2 separate regions of the Homo sapiens genome follow, and region 1 is linked to region 2. A link is a loop called in an ENCODE intact Hi-C map of the cell type or tissue named here. Cell type or tissue: GM12878. All regions are shown on one strand. Links, peaks and the distances in the headings refer to the core of each region. The heading gives the core; the rest is flanking DNA.

What was found. Hi-C counts contacts between places; a loop is a spot of excess contacts. Peaks named below come from ENCODE experiments on the same cell type or tissue, not always from the same donor. Only the 100,000 strongest peaks of a DNase experiment are listed, where the experiment ranks them.
Region 1: it touches region 2 in a loop (3-fold over the local background); 1 of 110 quality-filtered maps calls a loop at or near these places.

Annotation. Positions count from the first base shown.
Region 1 is chr2:228,581,772-228,598,378 of GRCh38, reverse strand. The region is part of intron 1 of LINC01807 (long intergenic non-protein coding RNA 1807); the gene reads left to right. LOC105373921 (a long non-coding RNA gene) reads right to left here. Exons shown (of 3, transcript XR_007088115.1): 2 at 5,933-6,026; 3 at 3,085-3,165. Among named protein-coding and RNA genes, the nearest start is that of LINC01807, 21 kb to the left of the region's middle. In GM12878, for the core only: no CTCF peak of the experiment used is centred there; a DNase peak (open chromatin) is centred at 7,508.
Region 2 is chr2:227,777,046-227,793,652 of GRCh38, reverse strand. It overlaps the pseudogene SNRPGP8. Among named protein-coding and RNA genes, the nearest start is that of CCL20, 28 kb to the left of the region's middle. In GM12878, for the core only: no CTCF peak of the experiment used is centred there; DNase peaks (open chromatin) are centred at 10,032 and 10,605; H3K4me3 peaks cover 817 bases; H3K27ac peaks cover 1,896 bases.

The DNA.
Region 1 (16,607 bases), core at 5,144-9,143, 810 kb before region 2:
CTGGCTGCACTTGCTGCTTTCCAGTCTTTTCAAACAGCAGGGGGGTTTGTTCTTGTTTCTCAATACAGCTTTCAGTTTCTTTCAGTAGGACTATGAGCTGAATACCACCTACTCCATCCTAGTTGGAGAAAAAAACCCTTTTCATCCTAGTTGGAGAAAAAACCTCCCAGCCGTGCTTCCTGTATAGCCTACAGAACTGTGAGTTAATTAAACCTCTTTTCTTCACAAATTACCGTATCTCGTGTAGTTTTTTTTTTTTTTTTTTTGAGACGAGTCTCGCTCTGTCACCCAGCCTGGAGTGCAGTGGCACAATCTCAGCTTACTGCAACCTCCACCTCCCGGGCTCATGCCATTCTCCTGCCTCAGCTTCCCAAGTAGCTGGGACTACAGGCACCCGCCACCACGCCCAGCTATTTTTTTGTATTTTTAGTAGAGACGGGGTTTCACTGTGTTAGCCAGGATGGTCTCGATCTCCTGACCTCATGATCCACCTGTCTCGGCCTCCCAAAGTGCTGGGATTACAGGCGTGAGCCGCTGCGCCCGGCCCCAGGCTCATGTACTTCTTTATAGCCATATGAGAATGGACTAACAGAGAGAACTCTCTCACTTAGCTTATGGTGATTGGTGGCTAATTCAACATTAGCCTTGAATATAAATGGCCTAAATCCTATACTTAAAAGGTATAAAATAGCCAATTGGATTTAAAAAAAAAAAAAGCCATCCTTCTGTGGTGTTCGAGTCCCATCTCACATGTAATGACACCCACAAAAAGTAAAGGGTTCTAGAAAGATCTATCATGCAAATGGGAAACAAAAACTAGGTGGATGAAACACAGGGAATTTTTAGGGTAGTTAAACTATTCTATATGATAGCACAATGATGGATACACATTATGCATTTATCAAAACCCACAGAATGTACAACAGAGTAAACCGTAATGTAAACTATGGACTTTCATTCAGTAGGACTATGAGCTGAATTCCACCTACTCCATCCTAGTTGGAGAAAAAACCCTTTCCAGAGTTTTTGATATTTGTTTTCCTATTTCCTTCACTTACCACACCTTCCTGAGGACAATGACCAAGTTTGTTCTATTTAGGGTCAGTAAACTACAACCTACCATTTACATCTTGATTTTGTAAAGAAATTTCTATTGGACTACAGTCACACCCATTCATTTACTTGTTTATGGCTGATTTCTCTACAATGACATAATTGTGTATGAGAGGTTATACGACCTACAAAGCCTGAAATATTTACTATCTCTTTACAGAAAAAGTTTACCAACCTCTTCCCTATGTCATTTGTATTTTTCTGTAACTCTTAGAATTTCAGACATTCTGCAATCATGCACTATGAGACAAATATTTATTAAAAACTGTCGAGGTACTGGGAACTGGGCAATATTCCTGAGATTCAGAGATAAAAAGGCACCATCTTTTTATAAGTAGTATGTAACAAAGTATGTGCAGTGATTACTACTGGCTGAGTTTTAAAAGATAATTCTGAATGGAGCATTTATTATCCTGAGTTGGAAACATTACTAGTCCATTATTTGAAGCCATGGTGCCATCATTATGATTTTATTTCTGATACTCTCAGGGATAGATGATATCTAGAGCACACAGTTTGCTCATTTGGTCTTTCTTAGTCAAGTCCATGACTTCCTTTTGTCATGGTGGTCTTTTACTCAAAATACATTTATATTTTTTATCGAAACAAAATATTTCAGGCTGGGCATGGTGGCTCACATCTGTAATCCCAACACTTTGGGAGGCCGAGGTGGGTGGATTACCTGAGGTCAGGAGTTCAAGACCAGCCTGGCCAACATGGTGAAACCCTGTCTCTACTAAAAATACAAAGAAAAAAAAATTAACAGGGCATGGTGGTGTGCATTTGTAGTCCCAGCTACTGGGGAGGTTGAGGCAGGAGAATCACATGAACCTGGGAGGCAGAGCTTGCAGTGAGCTGAGATCGGGCCACTACACTCCAGCCTGGGTGACAGGGCATGACTCCATCTCAAAAAAAAAAAAAAAAATTTAAAGATGCACATTTTTTGTTAAGCGTAATGAAAGAGAACTTTTGTTTATATCTCACCATTGAAAGTAGAAGCTATTTTTTCCTTTTCAGATGAGATCCGGCACGTTCAGGGTGGTATGGCCATAGACATTTAGTTTCTCATACTACTAATAAATATTCAAGTAATAATTAGTTGTGATGAAGCACAACACTTCCCCTTCTAAAACTGCTTCTCATTTGCATGGTATGTTTGTTCCCTTCATAAACCGTTTTAAATTGAGAATATATTGTTATCCAAATACTCCATTCTTATTTTTCTTTCTTGAATCATTTATTCACACTCTTTGAAGTAAGATGATGATCTGGATCTTAAACCTGTCTGTAGCCATATCACAAAATAACAAATGCTCTCTGAAGCACAATGGGACCAATCTGACACCGCATAACCCAAAAACAGACACCTGAATCGTGTTTCCTCTGGAAGCATTTTATTCTCTGTCATTGTCTACAAGAGCTGCTGCCTAATACACACAATGGAAGATTCATGAATCACTGAGGCATGAAAAAATGTTTTTGTAGCAGCAGAAATGTAATTAACTGCAACTTTGGTAATATTCTAGAGTGAAAAAAGAAAAACTTAGAGACATTTCTCAGGCAATGCTAAATATGTATGAAATTCCCAACCTTTTTATCTCACACTTAAATGATTTCATAGGCTCTTTAAGAGTCTTGCTCTTGATGCCCTTTAACATTGGAATGTCTATTCTGCTTGCTTTTCCAGGTAGCATTTTGACGCTTAGCTGATTTACTATTAACAGCAACATTTTACTAATACTTATTAATATTTGGAGTTTTTTAACAATAGCATACAAGTTATTTAGGAGCTTGTTAGAGATTCATAAGCGCATTAAATTTTTAAAAGATTTTGAAGCTCATGAAGCATGAAGAAATGTCCAACGATGTCTGGGGCATTTCTAAGATGTGATCTTCTGGTGGAACGGGATCAATGGCTCTGGGAGGGGCATGGAGAGTGTTGAGCAGAGAGTAGGTGGCACTGGGGGATGGTGAGAAGTGAGCATGGCTGGTGTTTGCCAAGAAGGTCTTCACATGCTCTGGCAAAGGTCTCCTAGTTGAAGAAAGTGCCCTCTGTTAAGAGAAAGCAGAAGATGAATGCTTATTTCTGTGCTGCATCTTACTGCATCGTGTATTTTCACAGCACTGCTAGGGTACAGGCAATTCCAGAAAGTTTGCTCAGGCCCTAGGGCACTTCAGTTCTCTTATAGTTAATTATATACAGGTCAAAACTCCCATACTTGGTGGATATATTGACTGAGGGCATCTAAAAAATCTCTGCATGGCCAAGGATAATATCTTACACAGAATAGGTCCTAATTAGCATATGTTGAAAGCAGAAAGGACACATTTAGGAAAGTTACAAGACTGGAAGGCAGGCAGGAAAGGCCACCCTTGTAAGATTAACAGAAAGTTAGATCCGGATAAAGAATTTTACAAAAGTGTCAATATAACTAATAAAAATGGCCCTAAAGAATACTTAAAATTATGGTTTATTGAGCATTTATACTCTGTGAGGACATTGTGTTTTTATTTTTCTTATTCCATTATTATCCACACTAATCCGCTGAGGTGGATCTCAGCATCAAAGTAACCTCAGGAGACTGTTAAAGACAGATTCCAGGGCACAACACCCAGACCTTGGATAATTCAGTAGATGTGGGATGGGACCTACGAACCTGCATTTTAGAAAGTATCCAAAGAGATTCTGATGTGCCACACATTACCTAGACTCTAAGTTTCTATTTATATAATCTAAGAAACCATTAACATTTCTGCCAGCCACATCACAGTCTTTTCATATTAATCTTACTGTCAGTCAAAACCCTTAGGTTCTTTTTACACTAATTACTTTAAGACAGACACTGTCTTCCTTCAGTTCCATATTTATAGAGTTCAAAGTGAGAACTGCAATGAATAATTTTAAATCTATTCTTATTCAATTTCATGTGACAAATGCTGACTTGTAGTCCAGCCTGTTGAGAATGTTTTGGATATTTATTCTGCTACGCCATGAATTATTGTCCTATCTCAAGTTTGAAATCAGCCACACATTTCCTAAGTGTCTCCTTTATTTGTAAGAGGGTCATAAACCACTAAAAGAAAATGACAAAGGGCAGAATGCTGTGAGCTCACTAGAGGCTTTCTTAAAGTTGATTGCCAACTTGTTAACTGAAAATCTTCAGCTACATTTTTTCACCAACGACAAATTCCCCTATCTCAACTTCTCTCCAGCCTTTATTTCTCCAGAGTCAATTAGAAAAATTTCACATTTTATTAAGTGCCTTACTGATCAAGTTATTGTATTTCTATTTTCTTTCTCTTTTGTGCTAGTACAGGGAATTACAACAAAGGGAGTTTGTATTCATCAGAGATCTCCAGAGAAAGAGCCAACGGGAGATTGTGTGTGTGTGTGTGTGTGTGTGTGTCTGTGTGTCTGTGTGTGTGTGTGTGTGTTTTAATTATAAAGTACTGACTCTGGGGATAATAGAGGCAGAGAGTCCCACAGTCTGTAAGCTGGAGACCCTGGAAAGCCAGTGGTATAGTTCAAATCTCTGAGAGCCAGCCCATCAGTACTATATAGACTTCTGTCTGGGTCTGAAGGCCCAGGAACCAGAAATGCTGAAGGCAGGAGAAGGTTGATGCTCTGAATAAATCAGGCAGAGTTAATGCAACCTTCCTGTGCCTTCTTGCTCTCTTCAGGCCCTCAACAGATTGGATGATGACCATCCACTTTGTGGAGAAGCATCTGCTTTACTCATCCATCAAGTCCAATGCTAGGGTCTTCTGGAACCACCCTCACGTCTATACACAGAAATATTTAACCACCCATCTGGGCATCCTGTGACCCATTTAAGTTGACACATAAAATTAACTATCAGAAGGTTTGTCTGGTGTTTAATTAAATATACACTTTTTGAGCACCCAACTATGTCTAGGCACTGTCTTTTATTTAATAAACATGCACTAGTCTTGAGGGGATCTAGCTTTGTCTCCTAATGGGTCGCAAAGCATTCATTCTAGAATTGAGTAAGACAGTGCTTATAAGAGGAAACACCATGCTTCCTCTCCATACTGGTTTCCAGTCAATGCTCCATGAGTTTTAGGGACTCCAAAGAAGTGTCTACGAGATCACTTTAATTAAAAAATGTCATAATAGGCATTTTTGTGGAAACTCAGATTACGTAGTATAGACAAATTCCTTTTGATCTAAATTAACAGAAGGATCAAATGAAAAGGGACTTTGAATATCAATCATGCTTATATGGTGATATCTTCTCTACTGTCTTCCACTATAATTTATTTATTCCTATTTATGTTTCATAAACTTAACCAATATCCTTTCTTTCCTATTACGTTGTCAATTTCTTGAGAAAAGAGGACATATTTTATTCTCTTTTTAAAACTCTGGTACAATGTTTTGCCCAATGTTGGCAAACAACAAAAATTATTTTTGGAGAAATGACTTTCAGCAGACACCTGGCAGGATGGAAGTTCATAGAACCAAAAAAAAAGAGAGAAAATTGCAAAAGAAAATTGTGTCATAGCCCACAATTTTGCCTATGATCTATCTTGGATCCCTTCTACCCGTAAAGAAATTGGGGCATATTAGGTTACCAAAACTGACTGGTTTTCAGGCTTTTTCAAAGGTGGCATAGAAGCAACTGAATGAAATTCACAAATTAGAATTTGATTCAATGGTGAAATTAAGTGCTTGCTCACTTCTCTACCAGGCACTTTGCATGTATTATCTCATGTTTAATGCTCATGCATCTTGTGAGGTAATTTTTACCATTACTCATCTTCTACAAAAGAGGAAAGGAAAGCATAGAGAACTTACTAATTTTCCCAACATGAGTGGTGGAGCAAGGAAATTCTAGGTACACTGATTCGAAGACTATAAACTCTTACATTTCTTAATCTATATACTGCACCTAGGATAGAAGAGTATTTCATATTAACCACCTTTAATACAACATCACAGTGAATTTATGTTTTACTCCATGTAGCTGCTGAATCTTTGACTCAGCCTGCTTTAGGCTTCTGTGTGCTGCTTGCACATGGAATGGAGAATTGAGATCCTTTCATGATGCAAAAGACTTTCAAGCCTGTTACAGTAAAACAATTATATTTACAAAGAGAAAAACTGTGTTCCAGTTTGCAATCAATCAGTCCTGCAAAGTCATTATCCTAGTAATTGGATTACTACAATTGTATGTGAAAAAGAGAACTACCTGATATACCCTTGATGAAAATGACAACAACATTTATATCCAAATGGGCAATTTGGGTATAATTTAACTCGATGTGTGGTAGCAAAAAACCCTCTTCTGAATATATATGTTGAATATTAATTAACATATTTTTAAAGCAAGTTTTGAGAAGTCTAAGCCATACCATCATGCCTAAAAAGAATGTAGCTTTTTACTTTACCAAAACAGCCTGTTTACAAAGAAGGGCAGTAGGGACATGGGTGTAGCCTGACTGGATTTTTCATACAGTTAGAAAGTCATTTAGAAGGCTCAGATGTCAACATGAAAGTTTGCTTTGAGATAGTTATGTCAAAGAAATTAACTGGATCATTACATAAATCTCAGTTAACCTTGGAGAACACTATGGTGTTGTCTTGGATCCCTGATATAAGTATAGGTTCCTAATGGTCTGTTTAATAAGTGCAAAGTTCTCATCATTGTCATAAAAGTTAAAAAGAAATATGCTATTTGCTTGTATCTTTTTATTTGAATTCCAAATTGTATTTAATTAAACAGGGAACTCATTGCTTAGATCTCTTAGTTATTATTTAAACATTTTCTGTTTTAATTTTAACAACGTAAATTTCTATGGTTGATAGGTTGATAATTATATTTTATAATTTATAGAATACTTTTAATATGACATATGCCCGCATTAACAGGTACTATATGAAGAAAGCACAGAATTCCATTACGATTATATGCCGATATTATCATTACAGTGATAAACAGAGATAGAAACTGCTACTTGAAATAAAGAACACAAAATATGCGAGTTGATATAGCATTAAGCATGTCTTATATGTATAGAACTGGACTGAGAGTAAAATGTAAAACAAAAAAGACATTAACCCTAATTTCAGCAAAAATTATATAACATTCAAAATAGTACTTCAAGTTTATAAAAGCCTTTTGTATATTACTTCATTTCGTTTTTACCACAATCTTGAAAGTGAATAGGAAAGACATGTTATTTTCATTTTCAGATAAGCTGTTTGGACAGAAAGAGGTTAGACGATTTGTCCTAGGTTATAGAGCTAATGAATGGCAGAACTGGGGCTGGAACTTAGTGCTTTCAATTCCAGATGCAGATATACTTCTTTTGTTTTAGCTGTCTTAACCCACATTGTATTAGGTATGGATTGGTAAAATTGAAACGTACTACATACTGTTGCCATAGGGATGGTTAATGATGTGGCACAAAGAGTGGTTCATATTTCTGCTTAATGGGATGTTACAGTTTCATTTTGGACTCCAAGCATGAAGGATTTCTTTCTAACAAAAGGGAAGTGAAAAACTTCTCCATTAGAAAAGAATACAAAGAAAATTCTAACCTAATAGATAAAATGTAGCAGCTATTCCTTCCTCCCTCCCACCTTCCCTCGTTCCTTCCCTCTCCCTTCCTAATTCTCTCTCTTCTTACCTCTAAATAAATCTTATAAATGCAATAAAACTTCTAAATGCCAAGCTCTGTGTTGACAACAGAAATAGGAAACACATAATCCCTACCATAATACAACTTACATTCTCACCAGGAGATGATGCCAAGGGAGGGGAAAAAAATAAATTAAAAATAAATTACATCATCTGTAAATTATAGCAAATTCTATGAAAAAAATCAGAGTGCAGACAAAGAGAAAAACAGAGTCCTGATTTATATAGGGGTGGTCAGGCCTCTCTGAAAAGATGGTATTTACGTTGAGCCTGAAGAGTAAAAAGAAAACAGCTTAGTAGATAAAGACACAGAAGTAGACAACAGCACACTCAAAAGCCTTAAGAAATACCTAGCTGACCACTTCAAGCAATTGAAATAAATACAGTGTTGGCTCAATGTGAGCTTTGACTAGGTGAGCAATATGACTTTGGAGAGGTGGAGAAGGGACAAAACATGCAAAATCTTTTAGGCAATGGCAAGGAGTTCAAATTGTTTTTTCTGATGTATTATGAAGTCATTAAAAGATCTGGAGAGGGAAGTGACGTGAGTGAATTCTTATTTTAAAGACAACTTTTACTACTACTTGGAGAATGAATTGGAAGGGTTGGGTGGGAGGAGAGAGAGTGTAAATGTGAAGATCAATTAGGATTCTGTTGTAATAGACTAGGTGAGAGTTGACTGGACTGGGGTGGTGGGAGCTAAGATGGAGAAGATTAGGGGTACTTAAGTATTTGGGGAGTGTAAGTATTCAGGTCTTGGTAATTAATTGGATGTTAAGGATTGAGAGAGGAATCACAAAGAATTTCTAAACTTGGGGCTTTACCAGGCCGATAATTAGTTATGCTGTAATTTAGAGATATTGGGAAATTGAGGCGGGAAGATAGACCGATTGAGGAAGTATAGAATTAGGGGATTATGCTGCCTTAGAAATGGCTATAAACTGTAATATTTTCTATATCAAGCTGGATATATAATTTGTGGTGTTACCTGTATGTAGATAGTATTTTAGTTCACTGAACTGTTAGTATCTAATATCATCTAGAGGGTAAATTTCATAGAGATTTGCAAGAACAAAGTCATGTCAATAAAGACCACAGAGTCAATGGGGAGACTCAGTAGAAATGGACAATAAGGCAGGAGAAACACTATGAAAGTAGAAACGTAGTATGTACACCAGTAGAAAGTAGCACGGACACCAGCAGCATAGAGAAGAAAGGGTTTTGAGAAATATAAGGTATTTAAAGTGGTGGAATTCTACTTGGATATTGCGTAAGATGAGTCAAAAGGAACTACCACTAGATTTGGCAAAAGCAGTTATGAAGGTCAATGGAGTGCTTATCTGGAGAAATTTTATTGGTGAGTAAAGGTAAATACCAGACTAGCATAAATTAAGTCAAAAAAATTAGTAAATGAAAAGATACTCAACATTATTAGTCATCGAGCAAATGTAAATCAAAACCACAATGAGATAACATATATGTCAACTGGATGATTTTCATAAAAAATACCTATAATAACAAGTGTTGGTGAGAATGTAGAGAAACTGGAACCATCATACACTTTTGGTGGAAATATGAAATAATGCAGTTGCTTAGAAAAACAGTCTGGTAACTTTTCAAACTGCTAAATATAGAGTTATCAGATTATCCAACAATTCTGCTTCTGGACACGTACCAAAGATAAGTGGAAACATAAGTCCACACAAAATCTTGTACACAAATATTCATAGCCACATTATTCGGAAGAGCCAGAAAGTACAAACAACCCAAATATCCATGAGTTGATGGAAGGATAAATAAAATGTGGCATATCTATACAAAAAATATACTTTAGTCATAAAATGAATGAAGTACTGACGTATGCTACAGTGTGGAAAAACCATGAAAACATCATGCTAAGTGAAAGAAGCTAGACACAAAGGACCACACGGTGTATTATTCCATTGAATGAAATGTCCAGAAGAGGCAAATCTGGAGACAGAAAGCAGGATAATATTTTCCTAGGATTTAGGAGGCATGGGAGTGAGGAGGAGGTGGAGAGATTAAGAAATGACAGCTAAGGAGTCCAGGCTTGTTTTTAGGGTAATGAAATGTTCTAAAAATGATAGCGTTTATAGACGCACAACTTTGTAAATATGCAAAAACTATTGAATTGTTCACATTAAGTGGGTGACTTTTGTGGCATATAAATTATACCTTAATCAAACTGCTAAAAAAAATAGAAAATTAGCAAGTGAAGACAGCACAGGAAGAACAAAGAAAAAAGGAAGGAAAGAAGAGGCCGGGTGCGGTGACTCACTCCTGTAATCCCAGCACTTTGGGAGGCCGAGGCGGGCGGATCACGAGGTCAGGAGATCGAGACCACGGTGAAACCCCGTCTCTATTAAAAATACAAAAAATTAGCCGGGCGCAGTGGCGGGCGCCTGTAGTCCCAGCTAATCAGGAGGCTGAGGCAGGAGAATGGCGTGAACCCAGGAGGCGGAGCTTGCAGTGAGCCGAGATCGCGCCACTGCACTCCAGCCTGGGCGACAGAGCGAGACTCCGTCTCAACAAAAAAAAAAAAAAAGAAGAAGAAGAAAGTATTCAGTATGTTTAGCTTGTTAGGAACAAGCAGGGGATGAGAAGGAAGACCAAGTGGTGAGATAATACCAATTTCTGCTTTGGATTAAGGTGTTTATTAAATTATTAAACATGCAGAAATATTTTTTAAAAGATGACTCTTTTCAATGAACAATTACAATATTGGATCGCAAACCAAGGATTATGATTAATCCAATTCTTTTGACCTGAGAGTCAAAAAATAAAAATTCTTATTTGAGAGAAAGGATAGCAGGAAGGAAGACCTACTAAGCAGGATTTCTGCTTAGAAGATTTTATTTTCCACTTAAGGTTTCCACTAATGTTGGATCAATCACTCACGATCAAGGCACTAATAACGTATTTAGAACAGTAACCAAAAAAGTAACTTCAAAGCAACTTTAACAAGTAGTTTAAATGGTCAAAGTACAAATTGAATAGCACAAGTGAAATAAATCTCTCAATATCCTCATCAATAAAAGAAAATTATAATCAAATAATTTATAAAATCCACACTCTGCATTTTAATAAATCTGAGATATCTAAATAAATCTCTTCTAGAATGCTATTCCCTTATTAAAAAGGTGTTGACCTCTGTGAATGGAAGAATCACAGAAGAGTCACGCCAGGTGGTCTCCATGGACCAACATGCGCTAACATATGAAAATACCAATAAATATGAAAAATCAACTTCATGTTTCCACACATCTGATACACATCATGTTTTCAAATATAAATAATTTAACCATGATGTGACAATTTAAGGGGAAAAACCCTTTTGTTCTGTCAATAATAGTTACTTGACTAAATGACGGATGATGAAAGGACATTGAAAAGCATTTTGGAAAGATTTATATGAAAATGGAGATGAAATATGGAGAAGGAAGATTAAGAAGCCAGACCATTTTTTCTATAATTATAATTTGATATTCTTTTCTTCATAAATGTTGATTAATTTCAAGTAAGAAAGGGAAATCATTGGAATATTAGGCGGCAATAGAACTAAGATTAAAATCAACAGCTGGAGTGTTGGTGAGGTATCTGTGTTTCTTGGCACCAATTTTGTTATTCATTTAGGAATGTTGTTTTAAGGGGTGTTCATTAGCTACTCATGGTGTATGGGCTCATTGCACTGCACACATTTTCACATTATGATGAGTCTGTTACCAACTAAATATACCATGTGGTCTAATGATTGTATCAGGATTTGAGAAAGAGCCTGCTTCTTAATTAGGATCAAAAAAGTCTTGAAGACAAAAAGATAATCAAATAATCTTATAGTATTAGAGTTGAAGTGAGTTTGTCCAAACTTCTCATTTTATAAATGAGAAATCTGAGGCCCAAACAGGTTAAATAACTTCCCCCTGATCATTTAATGTCGGAGGATCTAGGATTGCAAATGTCCTAATTCCTTGTCTGTCTCGTATTTACTGTACAAAAAATAATAAACCACTATAATTATTTGCCCTAATTCTGAATTCAAATAAAACAAGGTTTTAAACATTTTACAATCAAATTTCCAACTTTTAAGTATAGCAAAAAGCAACATTTGGAGGCGGAGGTTGCAGTGAGCCGAGATTGCACCACTGCACTCCAGCCTGGGCAACAAGAGTGAAACTCCATCTCAAAAAAAAAAAAAAGAAAAAGAAGAAAACTTGATTTTCCCACAATACTGCTTTGTCAAAGAAAAATAGCAATGTGGCTCTCGATGCAAGGAGTTTCTTAGGCAACAGAAAACCAATCCTTTCTTGAACTGCATCTAACTACTGATAATCTCACATACTGACTTAAAAATGTAAAGATTAAATATATTTTTACTCTTCTAGAAGCTGCATTTTATTCTTAACATTTGTTTGCCAAATGGTCAAAGTTAAACAGGGGAAAAAAATGTTTAAGACTACTGCAATAGAGGAGAGATGCCACAACACTAAAGTCCGAGTTCAGCTCCCTGAAACAAATGATGAGAGAGTTTTTTTGTTTGTTGGTTTGTTGGTTGGTTGGTTTTTTTGAGGAGGACTTTCACTCTTGTTGTCCAGGCTGGAGTGCAGTGGTGCAGTCTCGGCTCACTGCAACCTCCGCCTCCCGGGTTCAAGCAATTCTTCTGTCTCAGCCTCCCAAGTAGCTGGGATTACAGGCACCCGCCACCACGCCTGGCTAATTTTTGTATTTTTAGCAGAGACGGAGTTTCACCATGTTGGCCAGGCTGGTCTCCATCTCCTGACCTCAGATGATGCGCCTGCCTCGGCCTCCCAAAGTGCTGGGATTACAAGGCGTGAGCCACCACGCCCGGCCAAGAGTTTTGAAGAGTTGAGGTTGGGGAATCACAAGCCATCTGTTTGCCCTCACTCAATGGAAAAGTAAACTTTCTCCTATCTTCATGATGGGGTAATTTTTGCACTTGGAGCAAGGCACCCACTAGGTCAGGCTCCTATCTTTCCACAGCAACTGGGCAGTAGGGATGCTAGCCTCTTTGATGATTACATTTCAAAGGGACGGCTCCCAGGTCCTTGAGAGAGTCAGTCCTGGGTTGTAAAACTGGAAAGAAGCTTCTAAAAATATTTTCATTTCAAAAAGTCAGAGGAAGAGTTCATAATAAGTTTTCTAAAGTAAATACCCTAAGAAAAAGGAGGGAAGGCTCCTCTGTGTTCAGACCAACTGGATGCTTTGAGGGCAGGATGGGAAAGTGGTTAGGGGCCTAGAGGCAGGAGGAAGCCTATCTAGAGTGTAGTCAAACTGAGGGACATGCTAGGGCTGACTTGGTCATGCCCAAGGATGGTTCTTCCCAGTAAACTGATGTCATTTAAAAAATGCTGATTATGGCTGCATAGTATTCCATGGTGTATATGTGCCACATTTTCTTAATCCAGCAAAACTTAAAGTATAATAAAAAAATAAAATAAAAATAAAAAATGCTGATTATATCAGAACCATTCAAAATCAATCAAAGTGATTTGATGCATGAACAGAATTGTAATGACATGTAAATACTTAGGCAGTCAATTTAGACTTTAGGCATTTGGAAGATTCTATGCCTTCTTCCTACATGAAGAGCCAGCCGTTGGGGAGAGACAAGGGATAAAGTGTTAATTCCTCTCTCTTCCTATCTTGTTGTTTGTAATCTGTAATTTACACAATCTTCTTCTACAGAGTAATTGTTTTCCTTTTCCCTATTTACCACTTCAGGTCCCCAAATTTATTTTCATCTCCCAAGACAATCATACTCTTTAAAGTTCTAACCATTAGAAGAGCTGGGAATGGTCACACCAAAGAAAGTCATAACCATATTTTGTGAGCATGATTCTCATCTTTCACTTATCTCTATGTTTGGTTAAAATTGCATACATTGTGGCATTTATAGCTTTGCAAAAGCTCAAATTCTAAATTGTATTTAATTTAGAAGGTTTTGGCAACAAAGCCATTTAGTCATTTTTGTTCTTTTCTCTAAATTATAACTTCTTATAATATGATTTTAAAATTATATTTAGTGCCAGTATTTTATTACTATATTCTAGGTTTTGCATATGAATTGTTGATAATTGATACTAAATTTAGCTTTTTGTAATTATCTGTCATTTTTTCATAGAGTTACGTGTGAAAGATGATCCATCATTTTATTCCAAAATCATTAATTAACTTATGAGACAATTTTTAAAAAATACAAAGAAATTAACCAACTGTCATTCAACAAAGTATTCTAAGAAATAAATTTTTGGTAACTTTAAAAAATAAATAAAATCTCATGCTTGGATTATCTTTTATATTCTTGATTCCCAATCATTTTCAAGAGAAGAAACAACAGGGTTTTTTAATTAAGTACTTTTATCCCAGAGGGGATTTGGCTTCCAGTTCCCAAGATGAATCCAGCTTGGGTTTCAGCTCCTTCTACCAAGCAAGGTGGACTCAATGTGAAGTTCAAGTCAATAACTGGAGCCCAGCTGTGAAAAACCCCAGGGAGATTGAAGGCACATAGAGCCTGACATACAGGAAACTTGGTGGCCTAGAGAGGTCGGGGGGAGGACTAGAGGAGAGGTTGGGGGAATAGAGGAGATACACTGAGGACAGAATCAGGGTGATGTGGCTAAGTCGCATTGCCCCTGGAGAGCTGTGGCCAGAAGTTTCCACCTGAATGGGATGGGGCAGAACTGCACCTAAACTGTCATCTCTACCACTATGTGTGGGGAATTTATCAAGTGCTGCTGGGCTGGGCCAGGCATGCAAGTAGGGCACAAAAGATTCTTGGTCCCAATAAGCCATTATCTTAAGGCTCTGATCCCCAGGTTTTGCTGCAGCTGTGCTATTAGCTGGAATGCAGCAGTGCTGTTCAAAAGGAGAAGAACATGAGTTTGTGTCAGAACTGAGGTGAGGAATAGGTGATAATAGTTCTGTAACACCCTGAGGATTCCCTACAGACCCCTTAGACAATGGTACAGGAGGGTACTCATCCCTAGAGCAGAGCAGAGCAATGCCTGGGACAGGGAAATGAGGTGGTGAGGAGACCCAGGAAAACAAAAGCTGTATATGCTGAATCCCAGAGTTCATAAAGTCAGCAAGAAGGCCCATCCTACTGGACCCACAAATTTTCACAAACGCTCAGTTTTTGTTTTCCTTCAAGGCTGCCATTCCAAGCCCAGGTAGAGGGCAGTTTCAGGGGAATAAAGATGAGCTCAGGGGAAGAGAGACAGAAAGAGAGAAAGACAGACAGAGAGAGAGAAAGGATGTTGATATGGTTCGGCTGTGTCCCCACCCAAATCTCACCTTGAATTGTAGTTCCCATAATCCCCACATGTTGTGGGAGGGAAGAGGTGGATATAATTGAATCAGGGGTGGGTTTCCCCACCCTGCTCCCATGATAGTGAGTTCTCACAAGATCTGATGGTTTTATAAGGGGCTTCCCCCTTCGCTGGGCACTCATTCTCCTTCCTGCCACCATGTGAAGAAGGACGTGTTTCCTTCTTCTTCTGCCATAGTTGTAAGTTTCTTGAGGCCTCCCCAGCCTTGCAGATCTGTGATTCAATTAAACCTCTTTCCTTTATAAATTACCCAGTCTCGGATATGTCCTTATAGCAGCGTGAGAATGGAGTAATACAGATATTATATGCACAGTAAAAGAAATAAGACCCTACACCAGAGGAAGTGAACCTAGTAGCCAGGACAACAATTTAAAACAAGCACAACAAAGACTTTTAAAAAGATAAGAGTAACAGCAATGGGTGGTTATGAAGAACTAACTGAAAATATTTAACTTGAATAAAATAATTGTTGAGATAAAGCAATCAAGGAATAGAGATTTAAGTGGACACAAAGACAAATTGGTAAGCTGAAAATCTTCACTGAGAAACTCTCTCAGAAGGTGTCATGAAGAGATAAATATATATATATAACAAAATGTAAAACATATTGGGCCAGAAATAGAAATATCAAACCTTTTTCTAATGAGTCCCAGCTATAAAGATGTCAGACTGATGAAAAGAAAGGAATGTACACCTGAGCAGAGAGGGGATAAAAAGGCAACACAAGGACACAACAAGCTCTCCTACTAAAATGAGCCTTCTATAACTGAGACAGCAGTTTTCTGTGAACAAAATTCATAAATCTTATAAATTTATGAATTAAACAAGGACTTTAAATACAATATTTTTGCACCTAGCCAAGTAGATAAGTGGAAGTGTGACAATGAAAACTAATAAACAAAGAAGACACTTGAAGTTTGATTTTCCCCAAAACTGATTTTAACGTCAGAATCTGAGTAAAAGCAGCTTACTTGGAAGATGGGAGTATTCTTGAAATTATCATTCAGGACTGGGGAAGCGAGGCAGGAGGACTAGAAGCCAAAAGATACTGCATTAAGGATCAGGTATCACTGCACTCACCTGGCGCCCAATACCGCTGAGGACTCCTGGGAGGTGGGCAAACATGCCTCAAAGTTGTCCCCCTGAGGGGCAAGAAGTTTGAGGTAATTGTCCATCAGATTTCATCTCTAATTGATAAGCATTGCTCACAAGAATGTTAACCCCAAGAAGTTTTTGCTTGTCCTGATAGGGACTGAACATGGTCCTTTGGCCAGAGAAAGCTCTCAGCTGCAACCACAAGAGTTTACTTTATGGGATTAAAGTGAAGCAACAATTCCTGTTACTACAAACAAGAAGAGTGAGACTTAATCAGGGGATCTTGGGAGAAGAAAAAGAATACAGTCATTATAAAAAAAAAAAAAGGAGGAGGAAAGTTTTACAATGGACTCAGTGAATTAATGAA
Region 2 (16,607 bases), core at 8,271-12,270:
ATGATTTTAATCAGTTTATAACAACAGTTTAACCAGTGGTTTTATAAACATTTTATTGCCTTTCATCATGGTCTGACCGTAAACAATCATCCACTTTGAACCTTGTTCTGTTTCATGATTGCGTTACATCATGCCATCTTAGTCAGCCTTTCTTCTCACAGCAGAAGCTAGGCAAACCCTAAGCTATCATGTCACTTCCAGCTACATACATTACCATTTATGGCCCATTTCTTTAGGGCTTACAGGTGCCCATTAGGAGTGAACCCAACCCTAGAAGCAGATGAGCAACTGGAATGCTCCATCATGACTGCCAGCCCAGGCCAAAAGGCACCAATCTGCTTGGAGTCTCTACGGCACATCAGAAAGAGTAAATGAATCATTGGCTTGATGCGAAAGATGTTTCAACTGTTGTAGAACTAGGTAGGGTGACGTAGTAGCTAACCAGGGAATGACACTAATAAGCCCAAAGCTTTGGATCCATTACTGAGTTGACTTACTGATTTGCCTCTGTCGTGCGGATCTTTCCAAGCTGGCCACATGTAAGGGAGCTTGAGTGAGTGATGGTAGATGAATAAGAATAAAATGTGATTTCAACTGGCACAAAAATCAGTATAATATCTCCAGAAAAAGTCTGAAATTTTTTGAAAGCCAACCAATAGGATACACCTTCCATGATGACTGAGTATAAGCATCTTCTGAGAGACTCCTGCCCTTTCTGAGGGACACCGATCTCCCTTGGTAGAGACAAATGAAGACTGTCAACCCCTTTTAAACATCTGTGTCATACAGAGTAAGCCTTCCAGGAAAGAACCTGCTCCCAGAGATGAGTCAAATGCAGGTGATAATTGTTACCTAAGCTGAGGGATGAACAGGACCACTGAAGGAAAAAAAGTTAAGGCCTGGTGCAGTGGCTCACATCTACAATCCCAGTACTTTAGGAGGCCAAAGCAGGATCACTTGAGCTCAGGAGTTTGAGATCAGCCTGGGCAACATAAGAAGACTCCATCTCTACAAAACAAAATTAAAATAGGTTGGGCACAGTGGCTCATGCCTATAATCCTACCACTTTGGGAGGCTGAGGTGGGAGGATCACCTGAGGCCAGGAATTAGAGACCAGCCTGGCCAACATGGTGAAACTCCATCTCTACTAAAAATACAAAAATTAACCAGGCATGGTGGCACACACCTGTAATCCCAGCTACTTGGGAGGCTGAGGCAGGAGAATTGCTTGAACCCAGGAAGCAGGGGTTGCAGTGAACCGAGATCATGCCACTGCACTCCAGCCTGAGCAACAGAGTGAGACTCCATCTCAAAAATAAATAAATAAAAATAAAAATTTAGCTGGGCATGGTGACACACATGTGTAGTCCCAACTATTCAAAAGGCTGAGGCAGGAGGAATACTTGAGACCAGAATTTCGAGGCTGCAGTGAGCTAGGATTAGGATACTCCAGCCTGGGTGGCTGAGTGAGACCCCATCTCTGATAAATACATGAATAAATAAGCTGGGTGCAGTGGCTCACACCTGTAATCCCAGCACTTTGGGAGGCCGAGGCGGGTGGATCACAAGGTCAGGAGATCGAGACCATCCTGGCTAACACGGTGAAACCCTGTCTCTACTAAAAATACAAAAGTTAGCAGGGCGTGGTGGCGGGTGCCTGTAGTCCCAGCTACTCGGGAGGCTGAGACAGGAGAATGGCGTGAACCTGGGAGGCGGAGCTTGCAGTGAGCCGAGTTTGTGCCACTGCACTCCAGCCTGGGCGACAGAGCAAGACTCCATCTCAAAAAAAAAATTAAAATTAAAAAAAAAATGAATAAATAAATAAATGTTAAGGAAAGCTATGATTCTAAGAAAATGAGTATCTTACCATGAAAGTCACTAGAGACTTTTCCACCCTAAAACTATGTGTTACTCAGGAATAGAAATTCAGAATCCCTTTTTTTTTTTTGGACGGAGGCTTTTTCTGTTGCCCAGGCTAGAGTGCAGTGGCATGATCTTGGCTCACTACAACTTCTGCCTCCCGGGGTCCAGCCATTCTCCTGCCTCAGCCTCCTGAGTAGCTGGGACTATAGGCACATGCCACCACACCCGGCTAATTTTTGTATTTTCAATAGAGGTGTGGTTTCACCACGTTGGCCAGGCTGGTCTCAAACTCTTGGCCTCAGGTAATCCTCCCACCTCGACCTCCCAAAGTGCTGGGATTACAGTGTGAGCCACCACACCCAGCCCAGAATCACTTTTAAAAAGATGATTTCAGTAATGAAAGCAGGTAACTCACAACACCGTGGAGCCTGGGTAGCACATGAAGCACCTTTATATAGTTCTCCTTCATTCATTTCTCTTACTCTGTATTTATTTTATTTTAATATCACTTCTGCTTTCTTTGGGGATTTAAGCTTTTTTTTTTCTCGCCTTCCTCCTCCCTCTTTTCTGTCTTCTCTCCCTTCCCACATGCTTTTCTTATTTCTTTTCAATAGGCCATTAGTTTTTACATATGAAATATGGTATATGATATTTTCCCCTCTTTCTGCTTCCTTTTGTCCTTCCCTGCTTTCTGTGCCAAATGTTAGTGTACATGAGTAGAATTTTACTTAACCAGCTCTAGAAAAATGTTGACCCTTTTACTTATTGATAAAAATGTATGTGTTTACTTTCAAACTGTACCTCTAATAGAAAAGACATTAGCAAGTTCTTCCACAAATTTTGGGAGTTTAGAATAAGTAGGTAGCATGAACGCATATGGCTAAAATGCCATTACAAATGAGAAAGCTTTTGTTTCAGCATGAAGGCAGCTAAGAAAATCATTCAGACACAAGTTTCTTCATCCCTCCAACTCCAAAGAAGTCCGACCTCCACAACACATAACAGAAGTAAGATACTAGGGCCAGGTGCAGTGTCTCATGCCTGTAATCTGGCATTTTGGGAGGCCGAGATGGGAGGATCACTGGAGGTCAGGAGTTCAAGACCAGCCTGGCCAACATAGTGAAACCTCATCTCTACTAAAAATACGAAAATTGGCTGGGCGTGGTGGTGCAAGCCTGTAGTTCCAGCTACTTGAGAAAGCTGAGGCAGGAGAATCGCTTGAACCTGGGAGGCAGAGGTTGTAATGAGCCGAGATCGCACCACTGCACTCCAGCCTGGGTGACAAAGCGAGACTCTGTCAAAAAAAAAAAAAAGAAGAAGATGAAGAAGGAGAAGGAGAAGGAGAAGAGGAAAGAGATTAAGTACAAGAATGCAGGGAATTACTTTGAGAAACTGGGAAGCTAACACTAATGAGAACTTTCAGTGAAGGAGGGGAGGAAAGGAGGAAAAGACTGAATGTGATGTTTCCTATAATTTATAGCAATAAAACACATTATAAGTACAGGAATCCCTTATTTCAGGAATTTTAACTATACCAAAATGTATAAATAAGAAATGACCACTCAAAGTTACCATGCCAATTACTCTATAGAATGTGAAAGATGCATCTTAGAGAAACACATAAACACACAGAAGCATTTGTTGAACATCTGCCGTGTGGTCAGATGGTCAGATTTGCCTGGAGGAAATAACGTAAGACCAGAAACCAGAAAGACTAAGTTCTAGGGTCATCTGGGTCACACACTAGCCGTGTGGCCCTGATCAAACAAAATTTTAGCCTCAGTTTCTGCATTTAAAAAGTGGGAATAAGCATGTATCCAAGTATGATTGGGAGGATTGGTGAGGTAATCCAAGTGAAAGTACCCTGTACAATGTAAAGTATGACTCAGACGCAAACTATTATTGATGATACCATTTCTACTGCACTAAGCAATATGGTCAAGACACAGACATAAGAGAAATAGTCTTGTGATTGAGCAGCTTATGATTTAGTTAGAAAGACAAAACAAAAATTCATGAGAAAGTCACAACAGCAAGCATTTATGTAGCAACTTACTGGCAGGCACTTTTATGTGTATTTTATGTATATTAATTTGTTTAATCATTACAATAATAATAGAAGTATCATCATGTATATTCTCTATTGTATATGTCACAATGACTATTATAATTCCCATTTAACAAGTGAGGAATCTGCTACAAAGTAAAATGAAGTAACTTGCCCAGAGTCACAGGAAGTAAGTGACAGAAATGAGATCTGAACTCAGTAGTAGAGAGAGAGAGAAAGAGAAAGAGAGGAGGAGGAGGAAGGGGAGGAGGAGAATAAGGAGAAGAAAAATAAATATAAAGAGGAAAATACGGTTCTAAATTCTGTGTTCCACATTTTATGTTATTAAAGGAGACATTATTCAGGTAACCAACAACCTAGCAGTGAACACTCACTCTAATGGAATATTCTCAGAGAAACAAAGATATATTAAAAACTATTCTCTTCCTTTAAAGAAGTTGGTGAATTATGAAGATACTACAAATAAAGTGTTAGAGTATGGGAATTTGACACAGGACATTTTACACAGAAGAAGAAATGAAGTTGTTCTCTTCTTTCCTTCTATTCTCTCAAGACTCGTCTGAATCATAAACAGCAACTAGGGTTTCTTTGACTAAGGAGAGAAAATATATTCTAGAAATGGAAGAGGGAGAACAATGTCCTAAGTAAATAAATAAACAAACAAAAACTTCCTAGATATGATAAGATTATCTCTTGGCACCTGTAGACATTTCTTGTATGTGATGCCAAAAAAAAAAAAAAAAAAAAAAAAACACAAACACCCTGCTTCTATTTCATCATTCAAAAAAATTTGCAATCCACCCACAATGTGCATGCCAGCATCCTACAAAAGTTTACCTGGCATGCAAGCCATTTGGCCTGGAGTTCTGGCAGGGACTACCCCAACTCCCTCCTCACCCTCAACTCTTGCAGTGTGATGATTGCTGACTTCTTAGTCTTACTTTTTGTCGTGAACTATTTATCATTTCCTGTACATCAGGAAGAGACTTGACTTTAGAGTAGAAAGTAGTCTGTCAGCATTAAGTCCCACTGAATAAACTTGAACCAAATCCAGTTCCCAGGAGTGACTAACTAACAGCCGCCTAGCATGATCACACAAGAGCCATCTGATCCCCTTCGCCAAGCCCATGAGTGTGACACAAACAGAGAAACTCAAACGGGGATTCAGGATGCGGGAGAAAAGTTAGCATGATTCCCAAATGAAGATTCGGAAAATGAGGAGGGCGGAAAGACATTGTTTGGGAAAGTGAATGCTAAACACATATCGGCCTCAGACAGAAGACAAAGCCAAGAGTAGAGGGGAAAGGAACTGATTGTGTGTCTGTCTCTGGGGACACACGAGGCCTTCTTAGATCCAGGTCTTCAGACCCTCACCACTGTCAAGGTGACTAGCCTAGGGAACATTCAGCATACACATCTGCAGGCTTGGAGAAGCCCCTCAGAACATGAGAGGGAACTCACTTGGTGGAATTCTATCCACACTTCTCCTGTGCAATTCCGTCATTCCAAGAAGTCCTGGGAAAATAGAAAATCTCTTCTGGTCTTATCTCTCACTCACCATAATAAAAATATCTAAGATCTTTCCCTAATGTGTTTTCCCTTGCCCCTGGAGTAGCTCCAACCATCACTCTTGTTAGGTGGTCATATTCTACATGTCATTCAATGTCTAATTCAAAGGCTACTTTTTCAAGGAAGTTCCCATAATTGGATGAAATAGTTCTCTACTTTGAACTCCCATTGGGCTTTGTTTTTCACACCGCATAATCACCTGTATTGTCCTGTCCTTGTCCATTTAGCACCTGACAGACGGTGCTGAAAAGTTCAAGGATGTGTGGAAGATGGACGAACCATGTGAAGTCACGTTTGATTACTCCTACCCTCATTTGCCCTATCTGTTTGTCACTAATTCTTTTTACACTTTGCCTCCAACTCATTTCCTTCTCTCCCACATTGGCTGTCCTGGTCTCAGGTCTCAGAGCTCAAAGTCTGTATTAATATAGTAGTTTTCTGAAGCAGCGTCCTCACTGCAGCCACAGAATCAAAGAATAATAGGATGATAACATCACAAAAATTGTTCTCCATTGTTCTAATTGGTTGGTCCCCAGGGGAGAAAAAGGGGTTGACAGACCAGTCCAACTTCCCCAGGGGGCTGTTTTTGACACAGGCAAGATCCTTTTTTAGGAACTAGACCTGAGGAGAAGTAATAAATAGGAAAGAAGAGTAATGATGGGGAAATTACATGAACAGAGTGAGGTGATGAGATTTCTTTTTCGGGGGGGTAGTAACCATGAGTTTGAAATTTTAAAGAAAGGAAAAATGTTTAAAGGGAATAGTTTGAAATTTTTTGCTAAATGATGCTCTATGGAAAAAACTTGTAGAGGATTTCTTACCTTTGCAAGAAATCCTACAGTAAGTTGAAGTTTATTTTTGAGAACTTTGTGCTTAGACTAGTAGATTGCTTGATGTCATGTTGAACAAGACTAAATTATACCAGGCATGGTGGCTCACACCTGTAATCCCAGACCTTTGGGAGGCTGAGGCGGGAGGATTGCTTGAGGCCAGGAGTTCAAGACCAGCCTGGGCAACATAGTAAGACCCCCACCTCTGCAGAAAATACACAAATAATTTTTTTAAAAAACTAGATCACAGAATATCTCAGCCTTATTCTGGCTACAATAGAACCTCAGGATCACAGAATCATAAAACACAAAAAGGAAGTTTTCTCCTTAAATATATAAGAAAACTGAAGTCCACAAAACTTAAGTGACCTATGCAAAGGTATATCACTAACCATTGGCAGAGTCTAGCAACCCAGAAATTATCCTGCCCAAACAATTATTCTTGCTGCTCTAATATCCAAAGAATCCCCTAAAATGCAGACCATGCCTATTATTCCCATTCTTCACCCATTACCTATCAAAAGAAATTCTAACATCTTAAGTATGAAGTTACATAGGAAGACACACAAAAATATTAAATGAGTAAAATTTACCCAAAAATGGACAGAGCTTTATAGCTCTTTGATAGTTATAATTTGGCATTAATTTCTTCATAGATCTGCCACTTTCTCCCAAAATGTACCTTCTGTTGAGTTAAATAAGCCTCCTTTCTCATAATAAAGCCTATCGATTATTGAAAGTTCTCTCTATAACATGTTATTTATGTACTAATCATTCTTTGGGTACCTATTTCTATACCTATCTTAGAGATAAGAGACTTGGACAATTGAATAACTTGCCTAAGGTCACCCAAAACTTGTAATGTCGGAGCTGAGATTTGAAACCAGATAAATCCAGACCCACATTCCACGCTGCTTCTGCTCCATCACCCGCTTCTTCCATACTGGCCATAAAAGGAGAAAGTTGATGGCTGCCCTGGAATCACTGGATTCCAAACCTGGGTAAGCACCCTTGCCCAGGTTCACATGGCTAGACTCTAGTGGAATCAGAAATTCAACACTGAACTACCTTCTTCCAAAACCCGAGCTTCTTCTACAGTGTTTTCCTTTGACTTCTAGCCTTGTGACCTTGCTTCTGTCTGTTGCCCTATAACTTTTCCAAGTCTTCCATGGCATTGCTGGAGGTAACTCTGTCTTCCATGAAGCATTTCCTTATACTCCTTGCTTCATAATTACTTATCACTTACAGCAGTTTGCTACAATACTTCAAACTGAAGAATTATTAACTTCAAATTGTTTGGATCCCTAGGCACTGCCGTGGGTGGTCTTCAAGATGTTTACCCAGCCCCAGAAATTGTGTTTGGCTTTATATGTATAGCTATATTTTTCTTGGGAAGTAGGCCATAGTTTTCATCCCAGCCCTCAAGGAGTCCACAACTCCAAAAAGTTGAAGAATGGCTACCTCGGAGCACCTCTGCAAATCCTCAGATTTGCTCTAAAAACAAACAAACAAACAAACAAACTGTGTTTCTTCTTTTCAATGTATTTCCCTGAGCCTACTACACAAAGGAATTTCAACAGTCCAGGGTCTTTTTTGTAACAAAAGAGGCTCCAAATTTCCCTCAGTGCTTTCCTATGGTCAGAATTCCAGGATCCCGGTTATTTGAGCACCACAGCTAATTTCCCAGCTGTGGCACTTCCCCACTTCTTTCCTTTATCCTTGTTCAGACAGTTATGCTGTGCTTTTCCTACACTACTTGATTACTCCTCTTTTGAAAGTCTGACTGATAAACTGTTCCCAGGCCCTTTATCTCAAGCCTTTCATTCTCTGCCTGACTGAGCAGGTAGTTTCCTGATACTGGGACCAGAGCCAATCAGTTCTCTTTTGAAAAAAATTCCCAAAAGGGAAACCCAAACCTATTGAGAAATATGAAAAATGTAGAACCATTTTATTCCTGTCATCTATGTTTATCAATTCAGAGCTTCAAGTTAGACATGTAAAATGATTCAGAGAAAAGGGAATGAAATGTTTGAATCCACAGTCAGATTTCAGGGCTATAAGTGAACTCATCCAATTCAACAAACAAGTCCACCAAACACCCACAAATTTCATCAAAGTCTTAAAACTAGTTAGTTGCAAAATCAAGAGGGTTTTTTCCTCCAAATCATTCTCTATCACCAACTCCAAGACATACACACATTCTTTTCTTACTTGAATCAGCATTTTTCTTTTTTTTTTTTTAATGCTATCCCTCCCCCAGCCCCCCACCCCCCAACAGGCCCCAGTGATCAATGTTCCCTGCCCTGTGTCCAAATGATCTCATTGTTCAATTCCCACCTATGAGTGAGAACATGCGGTGTTTTGTTTTCTGCCCTTGTGATAGTTTGCTGAGAATGATGGTTTCCAGCTTCATCCATGTCCCTGCAAAGGACATGAACTCATCCTTTTTTATAGCTGCATAGTATTCCATGGTATATATGTGCCACATTTTCTTAATCCAGTCTATCATTGATGGACATTTGGGTTGGTTCCAAGTCTTTGCTATTGAGAGCATTTTTCTAATTCTATATACCAAAGCTTCTTAGCCACAAAAACAGGAACATGTCAACTCATCTTGCATGGCAGCAATTTTCCTGACTTTGGGCCTAAACTGGATAATGCAAATCATATATACAGACTTAACTGTGTAGCACCCAGTCTAAAAATATTTATAGTTATACAAAAGAGAGAAGTAAATAAAAACCAAAGTCATGGTCACATCTAACCAGAACAAAACTAAAGATTTGCCAGCTGGCTTCATGACGCAAGGTTTAGTAACTGACTATATCCTGGGCTCAGCAGTAGGCCCCTAGCCCCTCACTAAAGTATTAAATCTGCAAAGACAGCTCTATGCAGCAGGCTGGCAGTAGCTTCTGCCCATTATGAGGGTCAGCAGCCCTGCAAAGGCAAGGCAGAGACTCTTTGTTCAGCAGCTTCCTACCCTCATTTTCTTTCCAATAGGAAACAAACCACCCCAAAGGTCCCATCAACTCTGCCAAACCTCTCTGCTTCCCAACTGCAGCTTTACCAGAAGAGATAAAAAGGAGAAACTGCTTTTACTGTTTGGAAACAATCGTGGAGCTCATGTTCGGGAAAAAGTGAACACAGTGAGATCACACTTCTCCCTAGGTATTTGGGGTTATTTCTCACTGGTGTTATATGGATCTGGGAAAGTGAAATAGGGGACAAAAAATGAGATAACAGAAAAGGTCTCGATGCTAGGATTAAAGCTGAGTGGACAGGCCCGGTGCGGTGGCTCACGTCTGTGATCCCAGCACTTTGGGAGGCTGAGATGGGTGGATCACTTGAAGTCAAAAGTTCAAGACTAGCCTGGCCAACATGGTGAAACCCCATCTCTACTAAAAATACCAAAATCAGCCAGATATGGCGGCGGGCACCTGTAATCCCAGCTACTGGGGAAGCTGAGGCAGGAAAATCGCTTGAACATGGGAGGTTGCAGTGAGCCAAGATCATACCACTGCACTCCAGCCTGGGCAACAGAGAAAGACTCTGTTTCAAAAAAAAAACATTGAGTGGACAAGGAGGATATTCTAGTCAGACAGTCAGGGATCTTTAAGAAAGTGCTTGAGATGTGGTTATTCTACGTGGGTGGGAGGGGAATCACTACACGCTTTGAGAAGCAGAACTCTACTTGCTATCCACTTAGTTTTTCTTTCGTTTCGGTGACAGAATTTCTTCAAAAGCGCAATGAAGTTTCACTTCTCAGCTAGCACAGTGACCACCTCTTCCATGCTGTTTGAAGTTCTGGCTGTCTTGTGGGGTCCATTGTTACCACAGTAGAATCCAACCAAGGTGGGCATTGCCCCCAACTCCTGGTGTGACTAGCAACCCCATATAAATGGTTTTTCCCATTTCTTCACTTTGAAACCTCAGTCAATAGCTCAAGATCCTTACTATATAGAAGGAAGAAGAAAGGGAACTTCCTTTTTTAAACAACATTTACATAACACTAACATGGCTTTTATTCCAGACCTTTTTGTTAGTGATTTTCAAATATTAACTCATAACATTAAAAAATCCCAGGCTAGGGACTTTTGAATCCATTATTTACTCCTGTGTCTCTCAGAATATTTGGAAACTACTCATACCAGAATCACATGAATCTTGTGAACAGTGAAGCTGTCTACACCTTCTAAATCAATCCATACAACAACTGGGAGAGGTAAGTGTATTCACACCCATTTTTCTTTACAGATGAAGAAACTGAAACTCAGAAAAATTTATGTCCTACCGCAGGCCACATAGCTAGTAAGTCCCAGAGCCCCGATGGAAACGTGAGTCTGCCTGGCACTAGAGCTCATGCTCCTTCAGCAACAACATGGTACAGAATGAAATAATGTGGGAGAGGCTGGGCACGGTGGCTCACTCCTATAATCCCAGCACTTTGGGAGGCCGAGGCAGGTAGATCATGTGAGGTCAGGAGTTCAGACCAGCCTGGCCAACATGATGAAACCCCCCACTCTACTAAAAATACAAAAATTACCCAGGCGTGATGGCACATGCCTATATTCCCAGCTACTCAGGAGGCTGAGGCAGGAGAATCACTTGAACCTGGGAGGTGGAGGTTGTGGTGAGCCAAGACCGTGCCATTACACTCCAGCCTGGGCAATAAGAGCGAAACTCCATCTCGAAAAATAAAATAAAATGAAGAAACAATGCGGGAGGATGAACACATGGATGCTGCCTGCTACAACTTCAGCAGCAGAGTCTTGGACATCCACCTTGCGCAAGACATTCCTGAGTGGCACTGCTGTGTTTCTCACACAGCACCTTGGCCTCAGTAGACAACCATGGGACAAGGAAGACTGGGGACTGCATCAAGACCTGAGGTGAGACAGGAATGGAGTGGACAGCAGCTACAGAAGGTGGGAGCCGTATGAGTTCAGCTGTGGATCATCCAGGCAGAAGAACAGGATGTCACGATGCTCAAGAGTTAAGAAACTGGAGTGTCCCCAGAGATGACAAGCAATCTATGAAGAGACCTATTCAACAAAGTGGGTAGGGATGCAGAGAACAACAGAGAAATGAACAGAAAATAACAGAGCCCCATCACTGTGCCCAGTTTTCAGGACAGGCTGCGGTCCCTGGGGTGAGAGCAAAGTGACGGAGAAAAAGGCACGGCCGTCTCCAGAACTGAGACCTGGCCTTGGCCCCAGCAATAGGGCAGAAGCCCAGAAATCACAGCTGGATGCATGGTCGGGTTGGACCAGTGGCAAGGGGGCAGAGTCCTAGCACATTGTCTGGAAGGAGGCATTTCCCACTCTTCCGTGGACCACCATGCTCGCTGGGGAGGGTGAGGGGTAGCTTGGGTGCGCTGGGCTAAGCAAAGCTCACCAGATACTTTACTGATGTTTTTGCCAAGGCATTTGTATACTCAGATGAATTTTGATATCTCCAAAAAGGGGCCATAAGTCATTTCCCAAACATATTTGATCACAGTGTTACTGGCGGCGAATCCTTATGTGTCTGCAGCAACCTCAATTCTTGCCTCCTCAGAAGGAAGAATTCTACTAAGGGCCATAAGGCCAAAGGAGAGATTGAGGCAAGTTTTAGAGCAGGACTAGAAGTTTATTTAAAAGCTTTAGAGCAGGAATAAAAGGAAGTAAACTACATTTGGAAGAGGGCCAAGCAGGCGACCTGAAAGGCAAGTGCACTCTTTGACCTTTGACTTGGGGTTTTATACGTTGGCATGCTTCTGGGGTCTTGGCGTCTGTCCCTTTTCCCCGGATTCTTCCCTTGGGGTAGGCTGTCCGCATGCACGGTGGCCGTCCAGCACTTGGGAGGGGCCCCATGCACAGTGTGTTTACTGAAGTTGTACGCACGCTCCCTTGAGCTATTCTTCCTTTACCACGTGAGTGTTCCTATAAGGTCATATACCAATTAAACTCTGCCATTTCGCCTCTTAGTGCGCATGCTTGAGCCTACTCACCCAACGCCTGAGATCTTATCTGGAAGCTGCTGATCACCAGTTTCAGGTTTTTTCTATCTACTGAGAGACTGCCTTTCCCTGGCACTGGCTGTGACCAATTATTATTTTAGAAAGGCAGTTTAACAACCACCTGACCATCACTAGATGGTTGATGGTTGCCTGACATTCCTGGTGGGAAGTCGGGGGGGCCTCCCCTGCCCTGTTCATGTCTGACTAGCTACCTACTGTAACAACAGCATTCCTTTTTTGTTCTTTAACAGATCGTCTATGGTTATCTTCCAGGATATCAAAATAATATTTAAAAAGCAATGAGGTTGTAAGCTTTGGGTCTGTTAATAAAATAGATAAATAGATAATAAGGTAGTGTTTTTTAAATACACTCTTCACACTCAACATTGAAAATATGTCCTTAAAATGGAGCAATGCCGGGCCAGCAGGTGGGGATCCAGGAGTCCTAGCCACGCAGAGGGGACTGCAGGGCTGGAGACCAGGCAGGGCCAGACAGACACAAGGAGAATAATACATAGAAATGTGGTTCCTGGGCCAGGTGCAGTGGCTCATGCCTGTAATCCCAGCACTTTGGGAGGCCAACGCAAGCAGATCACTTGGGGTCAGGAGTTTGAGACCAGCCTGGCCAACATGGTGAAACCCCGTCTCTATTAAAAATACAAAAAAAACATATTAGCCAGGCATGATAATGAGTGCCTGTAATTCTAGCTTCTTGGGAGGCTGAGGCTGGAGAATTGCTTGAACCTGGGAGGCAGAGGCTGCAGTGAGATGAAATCATGCCATTGCACTCCAACCTGGGCAACAGAGTGAGACTTCGTCTCCAAAAAAAAAAAAAAAGTAGTTTCTGCTGTCAGATGTTTAGATGTTTACACTCCATAGCACTCTAGTCTTTTCAAAAAGGCAGCTGTGTCTTCTCTTTCACTTTATCCAGGCTATAGCAACATTTACATGACAGCTCTGCTGGTTTTCTCCTCCCCTTTTCATGGAGTCGGTCATTAATAATAAAATGTGGTATGTCCATACAGTAGAATATTGATCAGCAAAAAAAACCCTGCAAAGCACTGATACATGCTACACACAGATGAACCTCAGAAACTTCATGCTGAGTGAAAGAAGCCAGGCACAAAAGGCCACATACTGCGTGATTCCCCTTTATATAAAATGTCCAGAATAGGCAAATTCATAGAAATAGAAGTGACATGGATGGATGCAGGAACTAGAGGTGGGAAAGGAATGGGGAATGACTGTGAATGCACATGCTTTCTTCCAGGAGTGTGAAAATGCTCTAAAATTAGATTGTGGTGATAGCTGCACGACCCTGTGAATATAATAAAAGACATTGAATTGTATACCTTACATGGCATGTGAACTCATCTTGATAAAGCTATTTTAAAAAAGGTTACTGAAGGCTGAGTACGGTGGCTCACACCTGGAATCCCAGCACTTTGGGAGGCTGAGGAAGGTGGATCACCTGAGGTCAGGAGTTCGAGACCAGACTGGCCAACATGGCGAAACCCCGTCTCTACTAAAAATACAAAAATTAGCTGGGGGTGGTGGCAGGCACCTGTAATCCCAGCTACCCAGGAGGCTGAAGCAGGAGAATGGCTTGAACCCGGGAGGCAAAGGGTGCAGTGAGCCGAGATCACACCACTGCACTCCAGCCTGGATGTTTACTGAAGCTCTGTCCCTCCTCAAAAAATAAAATAAAATAAAAATAAAAAGGTTACTGGGTAGTTCCCCCACACCCAGCTTGCTAAGAGAGAGGTGCATCGGGCCTCCATCCCTGGGGCAAGGAGAGCCCTTCCTTTTTTTTTTTTTTTGAGACAGAGTCTCGCTCTGTCATCCAGGCTGAAGTGCAATGGCACGATCTCAGCTCACTGCAATCTCCACCTCCCGGGTACAAGCGATTCTTGTTCTTCAGCCTCCCAAGTCTCTGGGATTACAGGCTTGCACTACCATGCCCGGCTAATTTTTTGTATTTTTAGTAGAGACAGGGTTTTGCCATGTTGGCCAGGCTGGTCTTGAACTCCTGAGCTCAAGTGATCCACCCACTTCGGCCTCCAAAAGTGCTGGGATTACAGTCATGAGCCACCGCACCCAGCCTAGAGCCCTTTTTTCCTTCCTGCAATCCATCTTCTCTTTTCCTTCTGGTGGCAAAACTCCCTTGTGGAAAGCACACTTTTTTCTGCCACCTACTTCTCTCTTGACACACGTACAGCACCTCAGTTACTTCTAAGAAGAAAATGGCTTCTCAAAATGGGATTCTCTGATCTCCCTGAGTCTTTTAGCCCCGGTTTTGAAGAAATTGATACCCCCTTTTTGCCAAATTGCCAAAACTCTGAATGGGGGAAAAACAGCCCCCTTTTGGCTCTTCACTTGTTAACACTTAACTTTGCTCAAATAAAGTGATTTGCGCCAGGTGTGATGGCTCACACCTGTAATCCCAACACTTTGGGAGGCTGAGGCAGGAGGATTGCTTGAGGTTAGGAGTTTGAGGCCAGCATGGGCAACATAGGGAGACCCCCATCTCCTAAGAAGAAAGAAAGAGATTCCGTTCCAAGGCATCTGTGAGCCTGTGGAGTAGACACCATGAGCAAAGCTCACCCTCTCAAGTTGAAAAAACTTATGGACAAGAAGTTATCATTGAAGTTAAATGGTGGCAGACATGTTCAAGGAATATTGCAGAGATTTGAGCCCTTTATGAATCTTGTGATAGATGGATGCATGTAGATGGCAACTAGTGGGCAACAGAACAATATTGGAAAGGTGGTAATACAAGGAAAGAGTATCATCATGTTAGAAGCCTTGGCCGGGCGTGGTGGCTCATGCCTGTAATCCCAGCACTTTGGGAGGCCAAGGCAGGTAGATAACTGGTGGTCAGGAGTTCTAGACCAGCCTGGCCAACATGGTGAAACCCCGTCTTTACCGATAACACAAAAATTAGGTGGGCGTGGTGGTGGGCGCCTGTAATCCCAGCTACTCAGGAGGCTGAGGCAGGAGAATCGCTTGAACCCAGGAGGCAGAGTTTGCAGTGAGCCAAGATCGTGCCACTGCACTCCAGCCTGGGCAACAGAGTGAAACTCTGTCTCAAAAATAAATAAATAAATAAATAAATAAATAAATAAATAAATAAATAAATAAGTAAATGTTAGAAGCCTTGGAATGAGTATAAACAACGGCTGTTCAGCAGAGAAATCCACGTCCTCTCTCCAAAGAGCCCATTTTACTATGATGAAAAAATTAGGTCATGTACATTTTCATATTAGACTTTTTGTTAAATAAACTTGTGTAATAGAAAAAAAGAAAAAGAGAGAGAGGGAGGGGAGGGAGGGAGAGAGGGAAAGAAGGAAGGGAGGAAGGAAGACAGGGAGGGAGGGAAGAGAAAAGAAGGAAGGAAGGAAGGAGGGAGGGAAGGAGGGAGGGAAGGAAGGAAGGAAGGAGGGAGGGAAGGAGGGAGGGAAGGAAGGAAGGAAGGAGGGAGGGAAGGAGGGAGGGAAGGAAGGAAGGAAGGAGGGAGGGAAGGAGGGAGGGAAGGAAGGAAGGAGGGAAGGAAGGAAGGAAGGAAGGAAGGAAAGAAAGAAGGTGGAAGGAAGGAAGGAAAGAATGGACAGCCAAGGAATTAGGAAGAGGGCAGAGAGGAATAGATCCTCCCTTCCTCCCTGGGCCGTGCAGCTACAGGTGAGCAGATCCTGAATTTGGCAGGTGCACAGCAGTCGTGAGGGAATCACATGAGAAGCTCTTGGAGCCTCCAGGATGGTGGATTGGTGGCTGCTAAGTTTTTAATGTATGCATCCATCCAAAAATTCATGTTGGAACTTAAATCCCAAAGTGATGGTGGGAGATGATTAGGCGTGAGGACTCCATCCTTGTGAATGGGATTAATGCCTTTATAAAGAGACTTCAGAGAGCTGGCTGGTCATCCCGTGCCTTCTACCAATTGAGGACACAGCATTCATCCTCTCTGGAGAGCACAGCAACAAGGAAGCAGAGAGAGCAGTGAATCTGCCAGCACCTTGGCTTCAGACTTCCTAGCTTTTGGAGATGGATGAAGAAATAAACTTTTATCATTTATGAATTACTCCATCTGTGGTATTTTTCTATGGCAGCAGGAACAGACTAAGACAGGCCAAGAAAGAAAGAAAGAAAGAGAGACAGAGAAGAAAGAAAGAAAGAAAGAAAGAAAGAAAGAAAGAAAGAAAGAAAGAAAGAAAGAAAGAAAGAAAATCCACTTTTCGTAAAAGTAATAATTAATAAAATGTAAACAATTAAAAATATTTGA